Linked DNA regions of Homo sapiens: region 1 is linked to region 2. A link is an interaction called in ENCODE POLR2A ChIA-PET data of the cell type or tissue named here. Cell type or tissue: GM12878. All regions are shown on one strand. Region 1 overlaps MCM2 (minichromosome maintenance complex component 2). Region 2 overlaps MGLL (monoglyceride lipase).

What was found. Peaks named below come from ENCODE experiments on the same cell type or tissue, not always from the same donor. Only the 100,000 strongest peaks of a DNase experiment are listed, where the experiment ranks them.
Region 1: POLR2A ChIA-PET joins it to region 2 with 6 read pairs; 2 of 35 experiments call an interaction of 5 or more read pairs at or near these places.

Annotation. Positions count from the first base shown.
Region 1 is chr3:127,601,815-127,605,814 of GRCh38, forward strand. MCM2 (minichromosome maintenance complex component 2) reads left to right here. Exons shown (of 16, transcript NM_004526.4): 3 at 2,794-2,969; 4 at 3,082-3,342. Among named protein-coding and RNA genes, the nearest start is that of MCM2, 5.4 kb to the left of the region's middle. In GM12878, no CTCF peak of the experiment used is centred here; a DNase peak (open chromatin) is centred at 2,402; H3K4me3 peaks cover 1,429 bases; H3K27ac peaks cover 286 bases.
Region 2 is chr3:127,806,014-127,810,013 of GRCh38, forward strand. The region is part of intron 2 of MGLL (monoglyceride lipase); the gene reads right to left. Among named protein-coding and RNA genes, the nearest start is that of MGLL, 15 kb to the right of the region's middle. In GM12878, no CTCF peak of the experiment used is centred here; a DNase peak (open chromatin) is centred at 2,438; H3K4me3 peaks cover 289 bases; H3K27ac peaks cover 1,788 bases.

The DNA.
Region 1 (4,000 bases), 200 kb before region 2:
GTTCCACTCCTCCGTGTTCTTGCCAACATTGGTCTTTTTGATTCTGGCCATCCCTGCAGGTGTGAAGTGGCATCTCATTCCTGATGGCTAATGATGTTGAACATCTTTTCGTATGCTTGATTGGCTATCTGTGTATCTTCAGAGAAATCCTGGACTCACTTTTTAATTGGGTTGCTTGTCTTTTTACTATTGAGTTGTAAGAGGTTTTTTACATATTCTGAATATAAGTCCTCTATCAGATATGTAATTTGCAGTTATTTTCTCCTCAATCTGGCTTATCTTTTTCGTGGTTTTAATGTTTTCTTTTGAAGTGCAAAAGTTTTGAAATTTGATGAAGTCCAGTTTAACTTTTTTTTTTTTTTTTTTTTGTATGAACCAATTAGAAGTTTGCTGAGGGCATTTTGTGTGACTTGAGATCCAGGGAGAATGGGACCGATACCTTTTCCCCGAAAACATGGAAGAAATCAGACCTGGTCAACTCTGATATCTGCCTGGCTGGGTTCTGCTTGGGGCATCAACAGCATAAAAAGATTTGTTCTGACAGTAGTTTGACAATGTTTATTGCAGAAAAATAGTAGCAGTTTCTCTTGTCACCATTTAACCTGAAAAAAGGAGAATTCAAGGGGATTGTCTTGGGGAGGCAGTATGGCATGGGGGAAGGAGCTCTGGGCTTGGACTATATTTTGACACTCAGGTCTACAGAGCGACCATAGGCAAAAATCACATTTTCCCCTCAACTACCCATTTCCTCATCTTTCAGATGGAATGACAGTGTCTCCTCCTCAGGGAAGAGAGCACTGCAGGGAAGAGAGCACAGTGCTTTGCACTCGCTGGGTGCCTTATTAAGGCATTACTTCTCTTCAGTATCTGAAGGAAGATAATGTGGAAAATGTGTGTCTGATGGTCTTAGAGTAGCTCAAAGGGTTGAGACAGTGGGTGGCCATTTCAGAGGGCTGGTTTGGCTGACTGTGCATGGAAGCCAGGACATCAGGTTGTTGAAGGCGGCATAGTCAGAGATGGGGAAAGTACAGGGAGAATTCCAGCCCTCACGGGGAGTTGGGTCAGCTCTCTGAAGCCTTTTGGTCTAATGTTTTGTGGTTCCTTGAATTATTTTTTCTTATTGGGCGCATAGAAGCTGTCTGGAGATCTACCTCCCCTTTTGTAATTGTGGTAAAATACACATAACAAAATTTACCTTTTCTTTTGTTTTTTTTTTGAGACAGAGTCTCACTCTGTTGCCAGGCTGGAGTGCAGTGGTGTGATCTCGGCTCACTGCAACCTCCGAAAGTGATTCTCCTGCCTCAGCTTCCCAAGTAGCTGGGACTACAGGCGCCCACCACCGCGCCCAAGTAATTTTTGTATTTTTAGTAGAGACGGGGTTTCACCGTGTTAGCCAGGATGGTCTCGATCTCCTGACCTCGTGATCCGCCCGCCTCAGCCTCCCAAAGTGCTGGGATTACAAGCATGAGCTACTGCCCTGGCCCAAAATTTACCATCTTAACCTTTTTTGTTTGTTTGTTTGTTTGAGACGGAGTTTCACTCTTGTTGCCCAGGCTGGAGTGCAGTGGTGCTATCTCGGCTCACTGCAACCTCTGCCTCCCTGGTTCAAAGTGCTAGGATTACAGGCATGAGCCACCGCACCCAGCCCTTTTGTTTGTTTGTTTGTTTTGTTTTGTTTGCTAGTTTTTTGAGACAGGGTCTTACTCTGTCACCCAGGCTGGAATGCAGTGGCACGAACGTGGCTCACTGCAGCCTTGAACTCCTGCGCTCAAGCAATCCTCCCAGCTCAGCCTCCTGAGTAGCTAGGACTATAGGCATGTGCCACCAGGCCTGGGTTATTTTTTTTTTCTTTTTGTTTTTTTTGAGACGGAGTCTCACTCTGTTGCGACCAGGCTGGAGTGCAGTGGCACAATCTCTGCTCACTGCAACCTCTGCCTCCCGGGTTCAAGCGATTCTCCTGCCTCAGCCTCTCGAGTAGCTGGGACTAGAGGCACATGACACTACGCCCAGCTAATTTTTGTATTTTTAGTAGAGATGGAGTTTTACCATGTTCGCCAGGATGGTCTCAATCTCTTGACTTCGTGATTCATCCGCCTTGGCCTCCCAAAGTGCTGGGATTACAGGCATGAGCCACCGTGCCCGGCCATTTTCTATTTTTATACAGATGGGGTCTCACTATGTTAAGGCTGTTCTTGAACTCCTGGGCTCAAGTGATCCTCCTGCCTTCACCTCCCAAAGTGCTGGAATTATAGGCATGAACCACCATGCCCAGCCATCTTAACCATTCTTATGTGTATGGTTCAGTGGCATTAAGTACATTCATATTGTTGTGCGGCCATCACCGCCATCCATCCACAAAAGTCTTTTCAGTTTGAAAACTGAAACTGTCTCGGTTAAACACTAACTCCCCATTCTTCCCAGCACCTAGCAACCATCATTTTACTTTCTGTTTCTGTGAATTTGACCGCTCAGTGAGTGGAACCATATAGGATTTGTCCTTTTGTGCCTGGCTTCTTTCACTCAGAATCATGTCCTCAAGGTTCATCCATGTGCCAGCACGTGGCAGAATTTCCTTCTATTTTAAGGCTTCATCGTCCATCATATGGACAGATCGTGTTTTGTTCATCCATTGGAGATCTTTTCTGAGCCTTCTGTGTTTCTGACCTGGAAGCGCTGAGCCTACCCACAATGGGGCTCCTGAACCTTAGGGAACAGGCCCAGTTCCTGGATGGGGTTTGGTGCTTAGGGTTTTCCTTTTTGGCAGTAACCACATCTGTTTTGGTGCTCCCTCAGGGACTACCGCGCCATCCCAGAGCTGGACGCCTATGAGGCCGAGGGACTGGCTCTGGATGATGAGGACGTAGAGGAGCTGACGGCCAGTCAGAGGGAGGCAGCAGAGCGGGCCATGCGGCAGCGTGACCGGGAGGCTGGCCGGGGCCTGGGCCGCATGCGCCGTGGGCTCCTGTATGGTAGGTCCAGTTGTCTGCCTGCCCGAGGGACTGGGAAGCTGGGAAGGAGTCTGGGAGGGGAGTAGAAGGTGCTGGGGATGACCGCAGTAGCAGGTGTCTCTTGCCTCCCCAGACAGCGATGAGGAGGACGAGGAGCGCCCTGCCCGCAAGCGCCGCCAGGTGGAGCGGGCCACGGAGGACGGCGAGGAGGACGAGGAGATGATCGAGAGCATCGAGAACCTGGAGGATCTCAAAGGCCACTCTGTGCGCGAGTGGGTGAGCATGGCGGGCCCCCGGCTGGAGATCCACCACCGCTTCAAGAACTTCCTGCGCACTCACGTCGACAGCCACGGCCACAACGTCTTCAAGGAGCGCATCAGCGACATGTGCAAAGGTGTGGCTTCCCTACGCCCCCGCCTCAGCCCCTGTAGCGCCTCCCTAAATCCTCCCCAGAAAGTTGTCTGAGCCGAGTGAACACGTGAAGCACAGGGCATATGGCTGAGAGGTCTGTCAGAGAAACCAAAAGTTTTGAGTTTTGCATCAGGGCTCTCCTGCTGGCTATGCAGTGACCACATCTGGGCCACCAAAGCGTTTTTTGACAAGCTTGAAAATGGACAGATTTTATATAAAAATCTGGATTACTACTTTGATCTTTGTAATAGGAATTGACTCTTTTTTTTTTTTTTTTTTTTTTTGAGACGGAGTTTTGTTCTTGTTTCCCAGGCTGGAGTGCAATGGCACGGTCTCGGCTCACTGCAACCTCCGCCTCCTGGGTTCAAGCGTTTCTCATGCCTCAGCCTCCCGAGTAGCTGGAATTACAGGCATGCACCACCATGCCTGACTAATTTTTTTTTTTTAGTAGAGAAGGGGTTTCTCCATGTTGGTCAGACTGGTCTCAAACTCCCGACCTCAGGTGATTTGCCCGCCTTGGCCTCCCAGAGTGTTGAGATAACAGGCGTGAGCCACCGTCCCCAGCCAGGAATTGACTTTTAAAAGGGACATGTAGATCTTGATTCCTGCAATTCCTTCCACTGCTTTTTGTCCTGTGTTTG
Region 2 (4,000 bases):
AGGCTGTCTCCCCAATTCTTGGCTGGGGCCTCAGTGGAGATAGAGCCTGACAATGCCCATCTTTGTTCTGGTGCATAGAATTCTAAATGCACTGAATGGCCAGGTGGGGCATGAGCATGGGACTGTGAGGGTCCTCTCCTCTGGGAAGCCCTCTAGCTTCTCCAGGCAAATCACCCGGTCTAGACTCCAGACCCTGGCACATGCACTAGTGGCTTGCCTGCCTGCCGTTCTCCTTGGGCTGTGAGCCCTTGGAAGGCAGGGACCATGGGGTCTTAATGATTTCTCTGTCACCCAAGATCCAGCACAAGGCCTGCCATAGAGTTTGTGCTCAGTAAATATTTACTGAATGACACTGACGGATGTATGGATAAGTAAATGTGTGGATGGGTGGATGAATGAATAAATGGATGGATGGGTGGATTGGTGAATGGATGGGTGGAAGGGTGGATGAATGGGTGGCTGGGTGGATGTATGGGGTGGGTGGATGGATGAACGAATGAATGGATGGATGGATGGATGGATGGACGGATGGACTGAAGGATAAATGAATGTATGGATAGGTAGATGGTAGGTGGATGGATGAGTGGGTGTGTGAGTAGATGTATGGGTGGGTGGATAGATGGAAGGATGAATGGATGTATGGATGGGTAGATGGGTAAATGGATGAATGGGTGAGTTGGTGGATGGATGGGTGAATGAATGAATGGATGGCTGGATAAATAGGTAGATAGGGCCAGGCGCGGTGGCTCACACCTGTAATCCCAGCACTTTGGGAGGCCGAGGCGGGTGGATCACCTGAGCTCAGGAGTTCGAGACCAGCCTGGCTAACATGATGAAATCCCATCTCTACTAAAAATACAAAAATTAGCCAGATTCAGTTTGCTAGTATTTGTTAAGTATTTTTGCATCTCTATTCATAAGAAATACTGACCTTTAGTTTTCTTTTCTTGTGATGTCTTTGTTTACTTTTATTATCTGGGTAATAATGACCACTTAGAATAAGTTGGGAAGTGTTTTCCTCTATTTTTTGGAAAGGTTTGTGAGAATTGGTATTAATTCTTTTTACATGTTTGGTAGATTTCAACAGCAAAACCATCTGGGCCTGGGTTTTTCTTTGTTGGTAGTTTTTTTAGTTTTGGTTTTGTTTTGCTTACCAATTCAATGTCTTTACTTGTTTTAAGTCTAAGTTTGGGTCTTTCTTAAAATTTGTTCATTTCATTTATGTTATCAAATTTATTAGCACACAATTGTTTATAGTATTTCTTTATAACCCTTTTTATTTTAGAAAATTTGGTAGTAACATCACCTCTTCCATTCCTGATTGTAGTAATTCAAGTCTTCTCTCTTTTTTTCTTGATGAATCTAGCTGAAGATTTATCAATTTTATTGGTATTTTCAAATAACCAACTTTTGGATTTATTTCCTCTATTGTTTTCCTATTCTTTATTTCACTAATTTCTGCTCTGATCTTTATGATTTTCTTCCTTCTGCTTGCTTTAGGCTTAACTTGCTCTTCTTTTTTCAGTGTATTAAGGTGAAAAGATATTTGCATTTTAAAAGATAATTTTATTAAGTGAATCTCTGGTTGGTAACTCTGTCAGTGATGAGAAGAGAGAAGGGAGGTCTCTTGGCCACTAAAGACATAGTCATACAAGAACAGGGGCAGGAACTCAGAACTTCATTTTATGATGTTTTCTGACCCCTACTCTGGCTAATTTAGACATGCTGTGAAAAGTCTTTTTTTTTTTTTTTTTTTTTTTTTTTTTGAGATGGAGTCTCGCTCTGTTGCCCAGGCTGGAGTGCAGTGGCGTAATCTCGGCTCACTGCAAGCTCCGCCTCCTGGGTTCACGCCATTCTCCTGCCTCAGCCTCCTGAGTAGCTGGGACTACAGGTGCCCACCACCATACCCAGCTAATTTTTTGTATTTTAGTAGGGATGCGATTTCACCATGTTAGTCAGGATGGTCTCGATCTCCTGACCTCGTGATCCACCCGCCTCGGCCTCCCAAAGTGCTGAGATTACAGGCGTGAGCCACCATGCCTGGACGAAAACTCTTTTTTTCTCTGCTCCAGAGTCTAGCTTTCTTATCAAAAATTTTGTCTACAACCTCCAACATGACCATAGCCCCCAATGTGACCATTTCCAGATCTATGATGATTCTTTCAGTTGTGACAGAAAGTGATTCCCATGCTTATTGGTTTATGTGATTGTTAGGCTCAGTACTGTTAGGTTTGATTCAAGGGGTCTGGCAACATGACCAGGAACTGGTTTCTCTTTCAACACTTCTTAGCTTTGCTTTCTTAAGGTAGATTCCATTCTTGGTCAGACTTCCCCCTTGCAGTCTTAAAATGGTTGCCAGAGTGCCCAGGGTTCACACTTCTAGAGTCAACTTCAGAGGAGAAAAGTGACAGTTTCCTTCCCAAAAGTCCCAGGGGAAGTCTTATTGATCACTGACTTGCACTGGGTACTTGCCCATCCCTGAACCAATCACTGTAGCTGGGGAGAATGTAAAATGATGATAGGCTAAACTTGTTGCAAGATCAACCTCTCACCAGGGTGGAGTCAACACCAACAGAAACACATGGGCTGAAAGTAGAGGAGAGATGCCTCTTAAATTTAAGGCACTGTGGGTGGAAGAAGGAAATGGATACTGGGGAGGCAACCAACCAATGCCTACTCAGGCTCCAAGCTCATCTCCCACTATTCTCCAACATCAGCCTCTCTTCTCCTGCTCATTCCTGCCTCCAGTGCCTCTACTTAGTCTGGACATGTGCCTAGGATTCCTTTCCTCCTTCTCATTCATGCTCCTCCATATCTGTCTTGGGCCATTTTTAGACTCAGTTCAAGCATCAGCAGCCCAAACACTCACCACCATTTGGATCTTCCATCATTTGGATCCATCTGGCTGAAAGAATCAGAACATACCTGGTGGTTGAGACACATCGGTGTGGATTTTTGTATTATCAAGGTATATTTATAGGCAGATCCAAGGTTGGCTCAGCTGTTCCATCAAGGACCCAGATTTTCCCAGCTTTCTTCATCACTCTCTGTTAGCATGTTAGCCTTGCCATCTCATGACTACAAGATGGCTACTGTAGCTGCAAGCACTATGCCCACAAAGGCAGAATGTAGGGAGTGAGGGGAATTGGGGCAGAGAGAGAGATCAATCTTCTCATCTTGCTCTCTCTTACCTTTTATCATGGAGCTAATATCCTCCAGAAACGTCTTCTGTGTCTCATTAGCCATCACCAAGTCCTATAGCCAGCTCTAGCTGCAATGCCACTGGGAGAGGAGAATGGGAGAGCCATGTCTGATTAAGACCAATCATGAGGCCAGGTGTGGTGGCTCACACCTGGAATACCAGCACTTTTGGAGGCTGAGGAGATAGGATCATTTGAGCCTGGGAATTTGTGACATGCCTGGGCAACATAGTGAGATCCTGTGTCTGCAAAAAATTTAAAAATTGTCTGGGTATGGTGGCAAGTGCCTGTAGTCCCAGGTACTCAGGAGGCTGAGGTGGGAGGATCACCTGAGCCCAGGAGTTGGAGACTGCAGTGAGCTATGATTGAGCCAACACACTCTAGCCTGGGTGACAGAGCAAAGCCCTGTCTCTTAAAACAACAATAAAAAAAAAAAAGACTAATGAGTGATATCCCTGAGGACAAAAATCAGCAAGAAAGAAGTGAGGATGGCCACAGTTCTCTGCACAGTACCCTTACTCTGCAATGACAGAGTTCATTCCTGGCATGCTCCCATGATGTGCTGGCTCTGCCCTTGAGCCAGGTGGCCTGTGGGGCTTGCTGAGACTAGATGGTCTTGGACAAAAGACATCAAGGCAAAGGATAAACCAACAGCAACTTCATGCAGGCTGGGGCATCCACCACGGAACCACAGAGAAGTACGGATGTGAAAGGGTGAGATCCTTGTCCAATTCTAGACATTTAGCCACATAAAACCTTTGCAGGAATTTCTCTGTTGCTCTGAATGGACTAGACTGTAA